2 separate regions of the Homo sapiens genome follow, and region 2 is linked to region 1. A link is an interaction called in ENCODE POLR2A ChIA-PET data of the cell type or tissue named here. Cell type or tissue: Panc1. All regions are shown on one strand. Each heading gives the region's core, and the rest is flanking DNA. Links, peaks and the distances in the headings are about the cores only. Region 1 overlaps NOL4L (nucleolar protein 4 like). Region 2 holds the start of NOL4L-DT (NOL4L divergent transcript).

Region 1 (8,323 bases), core at 266-8,265:
TTAGCTTCCTGAGTAGCTGGGATTACAGGTGCCCATCACCACGCCCAGCTAATTTTTGTATTTTTAGTAGAAGTGGGGTTTTGCCATGTTGGCCAGGCTGGTCTCAAACTCCTGACCTCAAGTGATCTGCCTGCCTTAGCCTCCCAAAGTGCTGGGATTATGGGCATGAGCCACCACGCCTGGTTCACCCACTTTCTCAGTAGGTGAACCTCTCGGCTCCTCAGGCCCCAGAGCTTGTCCTCCCCAGCATCCCAGACAAGGCCAGGGCTGTGTAGGCCCTGCCCACTCCTGGATAAAGGGATCTCTCGGTGCTGTCTCCCAGCGTCTCTCACCCCTTGGCGGGCCGGGGCCCAGCACAGCCCAGCATTGTCTGTGCCGCCTGCGGCCCAGCTGATGATGGACACTTTCCTGTGACCCGGGACTGCCAGTGTGGCCCACAGCCAATCCCTGGAAGGCTTGGGCCCCAGCTCTCTGCTCCTGGGGGAGGGGAGGCCAGGAGGCCGCCGCCTGCTCATCTGTTGTGGGTATTTGGAGCCTTGAGGAGGAACAAACAGCTCTTGCTCCTGGGGTGGGGGTGGGTGGGACCTGCACCCAGAGAATGGGGCCCAGCTCTGGTTTCTGGCCTCAGCTGTGAGAATTAGGGTCAGGGCAATGGACACAGCCATAATGAGCAGGTGTTGGGGAGAAGGCTTGGCTTAAAAGCCCACTGCAAGAGAAGCCTTTCACAGGCCAGCCCAGGGAGGCTGGTGCAGGGGCCACACCTCCTGCCATGCAATACTGACCAGAGCAGACGTCTGGCCATGAGTGTTGGGTCCACGGGGAGGCAGCAGCAGGCCGGAGTTCTGTGCCTCCTGGTGGGAGAGGGCTGCTGTGACCCAGGGATGGGCCCAGGGGAGGGTGGGCATCACCTGAGGAGGACACTAGAAAGAGCCGCGGCACAGGGGTAATGCGGGTAATGGTCTCTGAGCCCGGGTGGCCTGGTCGTTACTCCCACCAGCTCCTTCCCCATCAGCCTTATGGCTTCCTGCCTGATCCCTCACTTGAACGGCTTCACGCTGTGCTGGGGACACCCCATGGCACCCTGAGTACCAGAAGCCAGAAGCACACTTCTGCCTGGCACCTTCTCCTTGGATGGCAGCACTGACTCCTCGCTGCCTGCTTAGCTGCCCATCAGTGTGGGCACCTGGATGGGTCTGGCATTTGCCAGATTGAGAAGCAGGGTCTTGGGAACTTGGGGTCCCTGGACAGGGCCTGGCACATGTGGGTGGGGAGGGAGGGACAGGGACTCAGGACAAGCTGTGAGTGCCTGGGTCTGGTTGACACCAAGGACCCCCTAGCCCGGCTCCCTTTACGAAGAAGCACAACCCGGGCGGTGGTTGGGAGCTGAGAGCAGGGGTGGGGATGCCGCTGAGGGTGGCTGTGAGGTAAGCTGCAGTCAGGGTCCCACAGGCCTCCATGGCAGAGGGGACCAAGGGAGACCAGGCTGGCTGAGGAGGCAAGACTGGACCAACGGGGTGGTGCGCAGGGCTCAGAGAATCTGGGGGAGGTGAGGAAGACCGCCCACATCCAGTCCCAGCCTGGCCCCCAATGGGCCTGTGCTGTCCACATCTGGTCCTCAACCGCCTGGCAAGGTGGGCCAAGATGATCACCCCCAGCCCAGCAAGGGGTTGGCACCCGCCCAAGGCTGCCTGGCAAGGAGGGAACTGAGCAAGATCTGAGCTCTGTGTGCCCCCACACTTCCCTGCAGACCTCTTGGAGGCCAGGGAGGAGGCACACAGGGGAGGGGGCCGGGCCAAGGAGAAGAGGCCAACAGCACTGCTGCTGTAAATACCGAGCCCTGGGCACTCAGGAAACACACCTGCTCCCCAGAGACCCGCCCTGCTGCCCAGTTTGCATTTCTGGGTGGTGGAGGGCCCCACCCAAGGGCAGCAGGGGCCAGGAGGTAGGAAGCCTTGGTCTTCTCACTAAGAGCTCCTGGGGGCATGCCAGGATGAGGGGCCACAGCCCCCAGGCCATGTCACAGAGAGAAGCTGTGGCCCAGAGTTGGGGGATCGGCTAGCTCAAGACCATACTTCGGGGAAGGGCCGGCCAGATCCATGGCACAGCACCCAGGACCTGCCTACAGGATGCCACATATTGGGCCCGACCACTCCATCCTCCCAGAACCCTTCCATGCCAGACCCTCCCCAGATGGCCTGGCTGTGGCCTCTCTGCCCTTCTCTCCTGGTTGGAGCTTGGGGTCATAGGGAGCTTTTGGAAACAGGTGACCCAAGAAACCCTCAATCCTGGCATCGGGCACCTCCTCCCTTCCCAGCCCCCTGCTGCCACGCCTCTGCCCAGCTTCCCAGGCCACCTCCTCCCAGGCCCTTTCTCTGATTCCCCATCTCTGCCAAGAGTGACTCAGTGGCCGTTGGTTGAGCACCTATTCAGTGCTAGGGCCTGGGGATAAAGCCCAGGACAGGAGACTCAGGCCACATGGGGCCAGCCCTGAGGGGCACCCTGCAGCGCCACTTCCAGCAATGAAAAACAGGGACTTGGCCAAGCACGGTGGCTCACGCCTGTAATCCCTGCATTTTGGGAGGCCGAGGCGGGCAGATCATGAGGTCAGGAGTTTCAGACCAGCCTGACCAACATGGTGAAACACTGTCTCTACTAAAAATACAAAAATTAGCCAGGCGTGGTGGTGCACGCCTGTAATCCCAGCTACTCGGGAGGCTGAGGCAGGACAATTGCTTGAACCTGGAAGGCGGAGGTTGCAGTGAGCCGAGATTACACCATTTTGCACTCCAGCCTGGGCAACAGAGCGGGACTCCATCTCAAAAAAAAAAAAAAAAAAAAGAAAGAAAGAAAGAAAGAAAAACAGGGACTTGAGTGTCCTTCCACAGGAGTGGCCAAAACGCTGGCTCTGGAGAGACCCAGTCCCTGTGGTCTGGGCAAGTTACTTCCCCTCGGAGACGATGTTTCCTGCCCTGTGGAACAGCGACATGTATAGCTCTGGGCTCACAGGGTCAGGCTGGGCACACAGCAGGGTCAGGCTGGGCACACAGCGGGCTCAGGAATGGGACCCCAGTCACTGGACTGACTAGACAAGCTTTGAACTGTGGCTGGCCCACATCAGTGTCAGGGAGGCCAATGACTATGTGAGAAAAAAGGCGCCAATACTGCCTCATTGAAAAGAAAATGAGGCTCTGGTTACTTAGATACATAGAAAAGTCTGAGAAAAATAGGGCCCCAGACATCATTATTTTTCATTTTCTTTTTTCCTCCTTTATTTTTCTATTTTTTTTTCTTTTTTTTCTTTTTTTTAGATGGAGTTTTGCTCTTGTTACTCAGGCTGGAGTGCAAATGGTGTGGTCTCGGCTTACTGTAACCTCCGCCTCCCGGGTTCAAGCAATTCTCCTGCCTCAGCCTCCGGAGTAGCTGGGATTACAGGCATGTGCCACCACACCCAGCTAATTTTGTATTTTTAGTAGAGACAGGGTTTTTCTATGTTGGTCAGGCTGGTCTCAAACTCCTGACCTCAGGTGATCCACCCGCCTCAGCCTCCCAAAATGCTGGGCTTACAGGCGTGAGCCACCGCACCTGGCCTTCTCCTTTATTTTTCTACAATAATTGTAATACTTCTGAAATAAGGGGAGAAATAAGGGACATTTCTACAAAGATGTGGCTCCTGCCCTCAGCAAGCTGACAGCCTGCAGGGGTCCCACACTGGTGCCTGTTTGGCTTCAACCAAACCCCAGACTCCTCCAGGGAGGTGGGGACAGGGCTCATCACCCCTGTGTGTCACAAGGCCAACGCTGGTGTGACTAAAGTGGCCAAGAACCTGGAAGAGCCAAAGGGCCCTCAGTGCCTTTGTCCAGACTCAGGCCTGCACAGTGCGGGAGCCCGTGTGTCCCGAGGCCCAGGTTGGAGGAGCGGCCTCATCTGAGAGGCGCACACACCAGGCCCTGACCTGCCCCAGCCAGGGCTCCACACGACTCTTGCTCAGCAATCCCCCGACTGCCCACCCTGCAGAAGGCGGATGCAGGCCCAGCGAGCAGACCCCTGCTCTCCCCTGGCGCTGGCTTCCTGTCTGCCCAGGAGGTGAGTAATGTCCGCTCCCTGCCCCCACGCATCCCTTCTGGAGGCCAGACGGGCCTCACATTTTCCGCTCAGGAAGGGGCAGAGTGAGAGGCCTGCTGAAGCACATCCAGGGGAAACGGAAGGAGTGGCCCCGCCTGCCGGGTCAGGAACCTGGGCCAGCCCCGGCCTGCAGGAGGCGCACTGGCTCACCTGCCTCCGTGCATGCCTTCGTTCATTTTCATCCACTCATTCATTCAACAAACAGCACCCCAGCACCTGCGTGGTGCCAGGCCCTGTGCTGGGTGCTGGAGGCCTGGCTCTCAGGGTGCTTATGGTACTTGGGGAGGAGACTGCATCAAACAGATCATCCCACAGGTGGCGGCGTAAGTACAGACGGATGTGCTGTTCAGCCCCAAGGCAACGCCAGACCACAGTGCCTCTGGACAAAGTCTCTCAGGCATCCTCCCTCCACACCCTATGATGTGCACAGAGCCCTGTTCAGACCCAAAAGAAAGCCCACGCCTCAGCCGGGGCTTGGCCGAGGGTCTTTAGGGGACCTGGCCCGTGCCTGGGCAGGAAACTGTGGCAGGAGCTGGCCCGCATGGCCCTGGGCCCCAAGGAGGGAGCGCCCCAAGTGTGTGGAGAGGGCCTTCTTTGGTTCCCTAGCTGCCCTGCCCATCTTCTGGGGACCCTCACACATGGCCCCTGCCCCTGCCAAAGGGGAGAGAGGAGAAGCACTGGCACCTCCCCAACTCTGGCTGAGTTGCCCCAAGTCTCTCCCTGATCCTAAGTTTCCTCCCCATGAGATGAGGGCACTGTGAGTGGTGCTCCCTGCCAAGCACCAGTGGCTGTGATCGCAGGGACCTGGGAGCATCCCAGGACTTCAGAGTGTGGGGAACTGGTGTAAAGAGGTCTGGGAGACCAAGACTCGCAGCCAGTGGCAGGGTTGGGGGCAGAAGCCTAACTGTGTTTCAGGACAAGCAGACACTCACCCCGGTAGAACCTCAGAGGCAAGCTCCCGGGGAGTGAAAGCTGTGGCACCCGCACAACTCACTCTTGGGCTCAGTTTCAGGACAAGCAGACACTCACCCCGGTAGAGGCTCAGAGGCATGCTCCCGGGGAGTGAGAGTGGACACTCACCCCGGTAGAGGCTCAGAGGCATGCTCCTGGGGAGTGAGAGCAGACACTCATCCCGGTAGAGGCTCAGAGGCAAGCTCCCGGGGAGTGAGAGCAGACACTCACCCCGGTAGAAGCTCAGAGGCAAGCTCCCGGGGAGTGAGAGCTGGCACCCGCACAACTCACTCTTGGGCCCAGTGGTCTCCGCCATGGGATTTGCTCTGCCACTCAGCCTTCATCTGCCTTTGTTAAAATCTTTAAAGAAGGGCCCCAACAAATCCACAGCTGTAGATCTGTGCTAACTGCCTGGCTCCCTGAAATCACTCCTGGCTGGATCACTTGTCAGCAGGGATGGGGTGCTGATATGGTTGGGATCTGGGTCCCCTCCAAATCTCATGGTGAAATGTGTCCTCCAGGGTTGGAGGTGGGCCTGGTGGGAGGTGTCTGGGTCATGAGGGGCAGATTCCTTATGAGTGGCTGGGTGCTGTATGGAGTGAGTTCTCACTATGAGTTCATGCGAGAGCTGGTTATTTAAAAGAGCCTGGTACCTCCTCCCTCTCTCTTGCTCCCTCTCTCACCATGAGACATGCCTGCTCCCCCTTCACCTTCTGCCATGTCTGTAAGCTTCCTGAGGCCTCACCAGAAGCCAAGCAGATGCTAGTGCCATGCCTGTACAGCCTGTGGAACTGTGAACCAAATAAACCTCTTTTCTTTATAAATTACCCAGCCTCAGGTATTCCTTTATAGCAACACCAAACGGACCAACACAGGTGTGTCATCAGCACAGCCTTGGGAGTCCCCACACTCCCGGCGAAAAGAAAAGGCCCAGGTACTCAGATGGGAAGGATGTCCCCAGAAACAAACAACCCAACTTATCCCCCATCAGAGGCGGAGCTCCATCTGCTCTGCAATGGTGTGCTTGGGTAGGTCTCAGTAAATGTTTGTTCGTTTGTTCATTCGGGGATAACAGACATTCAGCAGGTACCGACAATGGGCCATGTTCGCAACCGAGTCCCAGGGGCAGGGCAGAGACCAAGACTGACCTTACAGCAGGCCTCAGACTTCCACGAAGGACGGAAGGCCAGAGCCCACACACCAAGCCCACCTGGGCATCAGTGGGGTTGGGGGGCTTCTGCAATGGAGACCCTCGGGCGGGGAGTGGAGCACACAGAGGGCTAAAGCGGGTGCCTCTGCTTGGGCTGTCCCTGCCTAGTCCTGCGTCAATAACAGGGGCCTGAGAGTGCTCTGATGGGAGCCCCTTGACTCACTCATGGGAGCTGGACCTCACATTTCTGCACCGTGAGCACCTTCAAGAGGGGCTGGTTGTATGTCTCCAGGGGGGCCAGAAGATGGCCCAGGACTCTAGGCTGGAAACCCACTGCTCTGGACAGACACCAACAGGCCCACAGGCCCAGAAGAGGCAGCAGAGGCCAGGCCAGCTGCCTGGGCCTTCCCAAGGCCTGTGCCCTGCCCAGGGTCTCAGCCAGCCAGCGGGGTGGCCCACAACTCCATGAGTGTCTCGGAGGGGACAGTGAGGCCCACGGCCCTGTGGTCAACAGCATCCTCCCTGTCCCAGCTCTGGTGTCCATCAGGAGGGGAAGGTGGTGTCTGACTACCCCAGGCTGACCCCGCACTGGGCTCTTGGGGACCTACAGACCCCCCAGCCTCCCTGCATCTCTCAGCCTCATCCTCATGGCCAGGCCAGCCAGCCTCTGGGCAGCAGGTGCTGAGGGAACCCCATGGACCCCACAGAAATGCCACTGTCAGCTACCTGATCCTGACAGCCCCCAAATCACCAGACCTCCCCAGGACGTGTCTCCAAGAGAGATCACGCTCTCAAAGGGTGGTCATGAGGAATAACAGCATGAGATCTGCTTGGGAATGAGTAGGGGGACCATGGTCCCTTCAGCCCCACTGCTCTGGGTTTCTGAACAACTGTCCCAGACCCTTCTTGTGGGGGACCACAGCCTGTGGCCCCAGCTGGGCTCTGCAGGCACCGCCCTCAGTGTTCCTTGGGCGTGGCCTCAATCGGCTCAGTTGAGGCGGGAGGTCAGCTGCTGCGCTTGTCCCAGCCCCAGAGCCCCCCAGAGCACGTGGCTGCCCCCGCCGGTCCCCACCCCCGTGGGAACGCTGGAAGGCGGCACTGGCCTGGGAGGCTGGCAGCACGAGGGGGTCGCACCGACCTCACGAGGCATCAAGCACAAAAGCCTTTTCTTTGCCGGCAGCCACGCACCCCACTCCTCCTGCAGCCACTCCCTGTGCTCCCCAGCCCCTGGCCCAGACACCTCCAGCTGCCTCCAGACTGGGTCTCCTCCCAAACAAAGCCGGATTCAGGCCTTCGGGAGGCAGGCGCGCAGGTTCTGCCATGGAGATGAACTTTGACCCAAACAGCAAGGCTCCTACCCCTTATTTACTCTTTAAGGCTGACCCGTTTCACAGAGTTCACATTACACCCCTTTTTAATCCGCACCTCCCTCCCACATTCCAGGCCTCGACCTTCAACCCCTCCTAATTGCTGGCTCCGGCTCCTACACCCCAGTTCTTGGGCCCAGCTCACTCATCCCTGCCCCCAACCATCTCCTCCACGGAAACAAAGGCGATGCTGGGGTGCTGTGCTCACAGGGCCACCTCACAACCCTGGCACACCAAGGTAGATGCCAGGGTCCCAGAGCCCAACCACTTGGGGGAGTCCACGTGGAGGCCGGGGTGGATCTTTGGGGTCTGATTCCTGACCCTAACTCTCCAACCCCTGAGAAGGAAGCCTCTATTCCAAGGGAGGCTGGAGTAGGCTGCCTGGCAGGCCCTGCGCGGAGGCGGTCAGGGCTAGGGAAGAATCCGGACAGCTCCCCAGCCAGCCGCATCGCATCCCAAGGGGCTAGGGTGAATGTGGGCAGCTGCACTGCCTGGTCACTCACCAGGTGACCTGGGCTATAGCCTCACATGTGGCTGCAGAAACACAGCTTGTTTCCCTTGCTGGGCAGCGGAACTGCTCTGGGTTAGGTACACTGTGAACCTTCCCAGGCCTGCCCCTGGTAACTCTGAAACCCACATTGCAGAAGCCCATGGCATCCCGGCAACCAGGCAGACCCCCCGCCCCGCAGGCTGCCAGTCCTATGGGCTCTCTCCCTCATCTTTGGGAGGAAGG
Region 2 (8,323 bases), core at 153-8,152, 120 kb after region 1:
TGACCTCTCCCGTGAGCCGAAGCCAGAAGAGCAGTGTTCCCCTGGGGGAACCCCACATCGCCGCCCTTCGGGGCCCCCAAACTTCCTCTCCTTTTGCCTCACCCTGAATTCCCCGAAGTTTGGCCAGCTTTGCCTCTGCTTGCCTGCCCCACTGCTCTGGGACAGGCCCAGGCCCCCTGGGAAGTCGCCTGTGGCCTCAGCCCAATCCCACCTCCGCTTCAGAAAACTCTCAACACATCCACAAACTCATCCTGAGACACCCTGCCTTCCTGAGTGCGCCTTGACCTAGAATCTCTTGCTGAGTAAACTCAGGTAGCCCCACCGCCCCCCTCCTACCTGGGCAGATCTGACCTTGGGTAGAGCTAGCTGGTCCCCTCCCCCTTAATGAAATTACCAACATAAATAAAGGCACAGGCCAATTCCCCAGGATTTCTGTGCCCCTACCCCCCACTTCCTTAACAGGTCATGAGGAATTGCTGCACTTCTCTCCCAGCTGTCCCCGGGGGTCCACCCCATGTCCCCATGACACTCCTGCAGGCAAGTCACCATCCAAGTCCTGAGGCCCAGACTTTGTCTAGTGCAGGACCGTTTCCTGCGTAGGAACTACTGTCTACTCCCATCCCAAAGTCCCCCACCCCAGGACCTACTACGTGCCATGTCCTGGCAACTCTGAGAGGCAGAGGGAATGGCTCCATTTTACAGACGAAGACCTGGGGCTTGGAGAGGTGGCCTGACCTGCTCAAGGTCATGCAGGAAGGAGGGGTGGGTTTCAGCTCATGTGCATCTGGCTGCTGCTGCCATATCACACACAAACTCTTCCCCTTTCACCGCGCTCGGAGAGAGCCCCACGCTGTGTATACCTGGCTCACTTCCCCCAGTAGACAGGGAGCTCCAGATGCTCAGGGCCATATCTGACCCATCCTCATATGCACAGGCCCTAGCACAACACCTGGCACACAGTAGGTGCCAGTAAATGCTGAAAGAACCCTAGAGGTCTCCCAAGCCCCAACCTCTCTCTGCATTTCACATGGGAGATTATTTTTAGATAATTTACATTTCATGTTACTTTATATACACCAACAACTCCACAGTCATTTTTCCTCTTTATCTTCTCAAGAGCTCTTTTTGGATCTATGCTGGTATGCATGCCCGTTTTTAAGAGGTGACCACTCAGAGCGGGGAAGGCACTACCCAAAGGCCAGCCCCAGGGGCGCAGGGGCTTCTGTGATTAAGAAGCTCAGACCCTGACTTTTTCCATGTGTCCCTTGACGGTTATCCTTCCAGCACACTCTTCCTGAGAGCAGAGATGCTCTAGCCTGGCAATGGTAATGATAACTGTGGCAAATATGCCCTGTGCCTGGGTGGTGGGGTCCTTGTGTGAGCCCTGGTCTCTCTGTCCAGTTCCAGGACCCACTTCAATAACCACTAAGCCGGACCACCTCTCCACCCAGGCTGGGTCTTTGCCTGCCTTTCAGAAGCTAAAAACCTGGTTGTCAATCTTGGGCTGAGTTCTGGCACAGCAGAATGTATAGTATAATGAAAAGAACATGGGCTTCGGGTGGAGTCAGATTTGGAAGTGAATCCTGATGATTATTTGGCGTGGCATTCTTCATGCTCACAGGTCCCACTTGGCTACTTCACAATGGAATGAAGCCATCATTCCACCCTTTGCTGGGTAACCTCAGGCAGGTCACTGAGCCCCTACTTCATCATCTGTATAGCGGGACAGGATGTCACAGATGTAGAGATTCAACAGGATGAGAGTGCCTGAGCTGTGACGGGTGCCCAGTAAGTGCCATTTTCTCCCTCATGGGGCCTCGAAGTATTCAAGGAGGAAGACAGGCATTGTTGGCACTTTTTGTGCTTCATTCATTCAACAAACATTTGTTTAGCAGCCATTGTGCAGCAGGGGCTTGGGATATGGTCATGGGATCCCCAAGGTCCCTGCCCTACGGGAGTGCACCAATGGGTATGGAAGATGGCTATTGAACAAACCAGCTATTGATCACAACAGCCCGGGGAATGGGCCACGAAGGAAAGAGAGAGCTGTGATAGCAAATAATGCAAAGAAGGGGCTGCTTTTCTTAGGGGGATCAGGGAAGGCCCCTCTAAGGAGGTAGCATCTGAGCAGTGACTTAAATGACAGGTGCCAAGGCATGCTGTTCCTGCATTCCAGGATGAGGGAAGAGCAAGGGCAAAAGCCCCAAGGTGGAAGGAGATTGGCATTTTCTAGAAGCTGGAAGGTGTCCAGTGTGGTGAGACTGAAGTGAGGGAGGAGGGGTTGGAGGGCAGGAGTCTTGAAGACCCTGGGAAATACTTTGGATGGCATTCCAGCTGCTATGGGAGCTACTGGCGAGTTTTAAACGAGCAGGACTGTGGGGTAGAGAAGAAGTGAGGAGAGGAGGGCAGCTGCAGGGGTCCAGAGGTCTGTGGTCTTGGAGGTCAGAGGCCTGGAGGTGTCCCTACTGTGTGACAGCTCACTGCACCAGGCACGTCCCAGCCTCTTGCCCCAAGGGCTCCTGGGAGAGTGGAACAGCCAAGGAGTGAGAACAGCCTACTGCGGCCCATCCCCACTTTTGCAGAAACAGACCCTGGGTCTTCAGCCTATCCGTGTCACTGGGGTCCTTTAGGAGGGGCATGCTGGGTGGGGTGTGGGGTAAGTCTCCCACAATGCCCAACTCCTGGGGGGATGCAATCACGGTCCCAGGGGGCAGCTGCTCTTTTTTGATTTCCATTCCAGACACCTGCCAAAGGAAAAAGTAGGCTGCCCCATGAATCAAAGGCCAGGAGATCCTCTGCATTTTTAAAAATTTTGAGACAGGGTCTCGCTCTGTCTCCCAGGCTGAGTGCTGTGGTGCAATTGCTGCTCACTGGAGTCTCTACCTCCCAGGCTCAAGTGATCCTCCCACCTCAGCCTCCTCAGTAGCTGGGACCACAGGCATGCACCACCACACGCAGCTATTTTTTTTTTAATTATTTTTTGTAGAGACAGAGTCTCTCTTTGTTGCCCAGGCTGGACTCAAGTGATTCTCCCGCCTTGGGCTCCCAAAGTGCTGGGATTACAGGCATGAGCCACTATGCCCGGCCTCTGGATTTTTTTTTTTTTTTCCACACTTCGTCCAGGTGTCCAAGGGAGACTGGAGTTGAAGCACAGGGAGTCCAAGCCCCCAGGGCTCACGTCCTCTCTGAATACAGATAGTAACGTAATCACTCCTGGGCTCAAGTGATTCTCCCGCCTTGGACTCCCAAAGTGCTGGGATTACAGGCATGAGCCACCATGCCCGGCCTCTGGATTTTTTTTTTTTTCCACACTTCGTCCAGGTGTCCAAGGGAGACTGGAGTTGAAGCACAGGGAGTCCAAGCCCCCAGGGCTCACGTCCACTCTGAATACAGATAGTAATGTAATGGGTCACAAGAGCTTGGTGATGAAGGGTTCTCAGAGTATACAGTCCAAACCCTGCCTCTGATAGATGGGTAAACTGAGTCCCACAGGAGCAAAGAGGCTCAGGGCCGCAGGACAGAACCAGGTACCTGGCCTTTGCCTGATTTGGCCCAGATCACCTGCCTTTCACTGAGCTCTGACCCTGGGCCCAGATGAGCGGGGATGCCTGCAACTTGACAGTGAGGTGGCCCTGACTGTGCCACAGGAAGTTCCAGGCCTGGGGTGGGGCAGAGTGACTCAGGCTCCCACAGAGGCCTGTCCACGCAAGGGCCAGGAAGAGCAGAGAGGCCCCAGAGCCTTGGGGAGAGGTAGTTACCACCACTGGGTGCTGGTGCCCCTTCTATCAAGGGCTTGTGCCACCACCTGCCATCCCCCTATTCTATAGCATCCCCCTGCAGTCTGCCAGCCATGCTGAGCCGCTGCTGTACGCCCACCTCTCTAGAAAGGCCTCCTGACCTCTCAGGTTGGGTCAGGGGCTTTCTCTGGTCACTCATAGAGCCTTGGGCTTTCCCCCTCCCAGCTCTGACCACAGCATTTCACGATGGCCTCATTACCTGTGTCGACCAGTGCCCAGCACAGGAGCTAAGGCTTAAACGTTATTGAATAAATGGATAAATAAGCAACCAACCAACCAAATGAATGAATGAATGAATGAATGGGCTTATCCTCAAAAAGCAGGTGCTAGACTGAAGTCTACAGCATTTTCCACCATGCTACTATGCTTCCTCCATAATCAATCCATCCATCAGCATTTATTGTGCTTCTCCTAACAGGCTCTGCTGTTGAGTGACTGAGTCCCTTAATCTCTCTAAGCCTCAGTGTTCAATGCCGATAAAATGGGAATATTAATAATTATCCCTAACTCACAGGGCTGTCGTGAGAATAAGCACTCAACAAATGCTAGCTCCTATTGTCATTATGCCCATCCATCATTCAGACGTTTATTTGGGCATCTTCTGTATGTCAGCCACCATGCTTGGTGTTTGGAATACAGTAATAAACAAGAGGGACCTGACCCATGAAGCTCAGGGACTAGCTGACTTTCAAAAGATCATGACAGGCCAGGCACAGTGGCTCACCCCTGTAATCCCAGCACTTTGGGAGACCAAGGTGGGTGGATTGCTTGAGCCCAGGAATTCAAGACCAGCCTGGACAAAATGTCCAAACCCCGTGTCTACAAAAAAGTACAAAAAAATTAGCCAGCGGTGGTGGTGTGCACCTGTAGTCCCAGCTACTTGGGAGGCTGAGGTGGAAGGATTGCCTGAGCCCTGGAGGTAGAGGCTACAGTGAGCTATGATTGTGCCACTGCACTCCAGCCTGGGAGACAAAGTGAGACTGTCTCAAAAAAGAAAAAAAAAATCATAACAAATGGGTTTAGAATTAAAAACAAAAAGTTGCCATGAGGCTGGGTGTGGTGGCTCACGCCTGTAATCCCAACATTTTGAGAGGCCAAGGTGGGCAGATCACCTGAGGTCAGGAGTTCGAGACCAGCCTGGCCCATATGGTGAAACCCGCCCCCGCCCACTAAAAATACAAAAATTAGCCAGGTGTGGTGGTGGGCACCGGTAATCCCAGCTACTCCGCAGGCTGAGGCAGGAGAATTGCTTGAACCCAGCGGGCAGAGGTTGCAGTGATCCGAGATCATACCACTTCACTCCAACCTGGGCAACAGAGTGAGACTCTGTCTCAGAAAAAAAAAGTTGCCATGAGAACACATGGCAGGGGAGCGGGGCGCCCAGATCAGCACCTTCGAGAAGTCCCACTCTAAGTGCCCTAAGGGTCCTTTGGACCAGAAGATGGAGCACTGGGCAAAGTGGAGGGGAGGAGAAAAGTGTCTCTACTCCTGCAGTGGCCCGCGCCACACTGCCTGTGGAATTACGACTGAGTGGGAAAAAATTCTGTCCACCTTGCAGAGTTTGAGACCCGCTCGAGTCCAGCATCCCCTTTTTTCCAGAAACTAAAGCATAAAGAGATAAGAGAACTAATTTGTCGAGGGATTTCATTCAAATGTCACCTCCCCTGAGGAGCCTTCCTTGACTGCCCTTCTTAAAAGTCCCCCAGTGGCCCTCCATTCCCGTTCCTTACTTGATTCATCCTCATGGACTCAGTGCCACCTTCCTTTATAATACATATGTATTTGTTTCCTGTCTCTGTTCATCTCACCTACTGGAATGTACATTCCTAGAGGGCAGAGCTCTGTCCTGTTCACTGCAGTATCTCCAACATCCAGAACAATACCTGACACGTAGTAGGTGTCCCATATGTGTTTACTGAATAAATGAATGAATGAAAATCCCTGAGAGAGAGAGAGAGAGAGAGAGAGTGTGTGTGTGTGTGTGTGTGTGTGTGTGTGTGTGTGTGTGTGTGTGTATTTTGACTATACACTGCAATGAGATCCAGGAAGATTTCTGCTGAATTGGAGAGGCAGGGGCCTTTTTTGCTTATATTCATTTTGTCTTTGGCAAGTCACTTCCCTTCATTAAGCCTCGGTTTCCTCATCTGTAAAACGGAGCTAGTGCCTGCTTTGCAGAATCTTTGTGAAGCGTCAATCAAATACGGTGCAAAGTGCCTAGGTGGGGCCTGGCACACAGTAGGTGGGCAACTCTGTCATTTTGATGGAGCCCTTGTTGGGGGAGGCCTGTGAAGGGGGATCCCAGGGCCTGAGCCTCTCTGCAGGACACAAAGGAAGCTGACACTGGATCTGTCCCGTCACCTGAACTCACCAGTAATTTATTGATGCTGGATGCTGGCACCCAGCAGCCTGCTGGGTCAGTCTCAGGGAGCAGGTGTAGGGCCCTCGGGCCTACCCCAGCCTCACCCAGGCAGGGAGGGGAGGGGAGCCTGGGTCTGCCCAGCCCAGGAAAATTGATAGGTCAGCCCTTACAAGTCAGTCCCCTTCTGTGTGCCAGGCAGTGCAGGCAGAAAAAAAAACAAGTGTGGTTCCTGCCTGGCCTGAGCTCATAGAGGGTTGAAGTGGACATATTTCAAATAACCAAAATGGTGAGAGCTGCATGAGGGCCTACTATGTGCCAAGAACTTCGTACCTATAACCACATTTAAGCCTCATACAGGGCTTAAATGTGCTGAGGTCGCACAGCTAGTGGTGGGGCAAGAGGAGGGTTTGCACCCAGATTTGCCTGGCTCTAAAGCCAGGGCACATTACTGCCATCCCGCCCCACTCAGGCTGGCTGGGCCAATGGGCATTAAAAAAAAAAAAAAAAAAAAAACGGGCCTGGCACGGTGGCTCACACCTGTAATCCCAGCACTTTGGGAGGCTGAGGTGGGTGGATCATTTCAGGTCAGGAGTTAAGACCAGCCTGGCCAACATGGTGAAACCCCATCTCTACTAAAAATACAAAAATTAGCCAGGTGTGGTGGTGCACGCCTGTAATCCCAGCTACTCGGGAGGCTGAGGCAGGAGAATCGCTTGAGCCTGGGAAACAGAGGTTGCAGCGAGCTGAGATCATGCCATTGCACTCCAGTCTTGTCTCAAAAAAAAAGAAAAAAGAAAAAAAAAAACACTAAAAAAAAGCTCTTGGCTGGGCACCGTGGCTCATACCTATAATCTCATGGCTTTGGGAGGCCAAGGTAGGAGGTTTACTTTAGGCCAGGAGCTTGAGACCAGCCTGGGCAACATAGTGAGACCCCATCTCTACAAAAAATTTTAAAAATTAGTGGGGTGTGGTGGTGTGCACCTGTAGTTCCAGCTACTCAAGAGGCTGAGGCAGGAAGATTGCTTGAGCCCAGGAGTTGGAGGCTGCAGTGAGCTACGATTGTCAGAAATCTGGTCACAATCATAGTGGTCAGGGGGGCATGGAGTGCTTTCAGTGGCCACTGCATTCCAGCCTGGGTGACAGAGTGAGATCCCATCTCAAAAATAAATAAATAAATAAATAATAAATAAAAATAAAAAGGAAGAGCTCTGGGAGTTGAAAACTGAGAGTAGGTGCTTTCCATGGGAGGCTTCCTTAAGGCTGAGACCTTTAACCGGCCTTCAGCGGGTAGATGGAGATACCAAAGGGTGAGTGTGTTTTAGGCCAGAGAAGCAGCCGAGTGGAGGTCTGGAGGGAAAAGGGAGCGATCTGTTTGCACTGTGGTGGGCATGCCCACCTGGGAGAGCACCAGGGCCCAGCAGTGGGCATGCTGGGGCTCTGAATGCTTGGCTAAGCCTTGGGCCTCCCTGGTGGGACATGGGGAGGGAGCCATGGGAGGCTGCTGAGCAATGAAGCCACTGTTTCCCCCTGACCTATATATTGTAAGAGGCCTGCTAGTCAGGCCAGAGTGTGCCTGGCCTTCGAGAACCTCTAACATCTAGCTTCAGCCTCACCTCCCTCTACCAGCTCTCTGGACCTGGCATGTCACAGGCAGCCAAACACTTACGGCTCATTCTCACCTCTGCACCTCTGTTCTCTTGGCCCCTTCTCCTGCAATGCCCGCTCTGTCTACCCAGACCCTACCTAATTGCTCAGGTCTTCCTTCCAGGCCATTTCCTCCATGAAGCCTGCCCTGACCACACCAGCCCTGAGTTACATGCCTCAGCCTCAGAACCGCCGGGGGCCTGGGCTGGGAAAGTGCCCATCCTCCTCTCAAGTCCGCGGCACTCGCCATCCACCAAGATGGGCTGCTGCTTTTACCTGCATAGCAACTTTCTTCTCCTGGTAACAGCATCTTGAAATCCCTTTGAGAAACCGCCTCCTTCATATTCAGAGCATGTTGCTGGAGCCATACTGACCTGACCACTGAAAGCATTGAATGACTAGGCCACTGAAACCATCCCATGCCCCAACCACCGTGAGTGTGACCAGATTTCTGAGAACACCGGCCGGGTGCGGTGGCTCACGCCTGTAATCCCAGCACTTTGGGAGGCCGAGGCAGGCGGAT

Evidence for each region. ChIA-PET counts read pairs that join two places held together with the same protein. Peaks named below come from ENCODE experiments on the same cell type or tissue, not always from the same donor. Only the 100,000 strongest peaks of a DNase experiment are listed, where the experiment ranks them.
Region 2: POLR2A ChIA-PET joins it to region 1 with 10 read pairs; 4 of 35 experiments call an interaction of 5 or more read pairs at or near these places.

What each region holds. Positions count from the first base shown.
Region 1 is chr20:32,466,083-32,474,405 of GRCh38, forward strand. The region is part of intron 5 of NOL4L (nucleolar protein 4 like); the gene reads right to left. Among named protein-coding and RNA genes, the nearest start is that of NOL4L-AS1, 91 kb to the right of the region's middle. RefSeq lists an enhancer at 4,110-4,159 and a silencer at 4,480-4,529. In Panc1, for the core only: a CTCF peak has its summit at 4,354; no DNase peak of the experiment used is centred there.
Region 2 is chr20:32,585,769-32,594,091 of GRCh38, forward strand. It overlaps NOL4L-DT (NOL4L divergent transcript), which reads left to right and starts at 1,711. Exons shown (of 3, transcript NR_034152.1): 1 at 1,711-1,788. RefSeq lists an enhancer at 138-217. In Panc1, for the core only: no CTCF peak of the experiment used is centred there; a DNase peak (open chromatin) is centred at 3,643; H3K27me3 peaks cover 276 bases.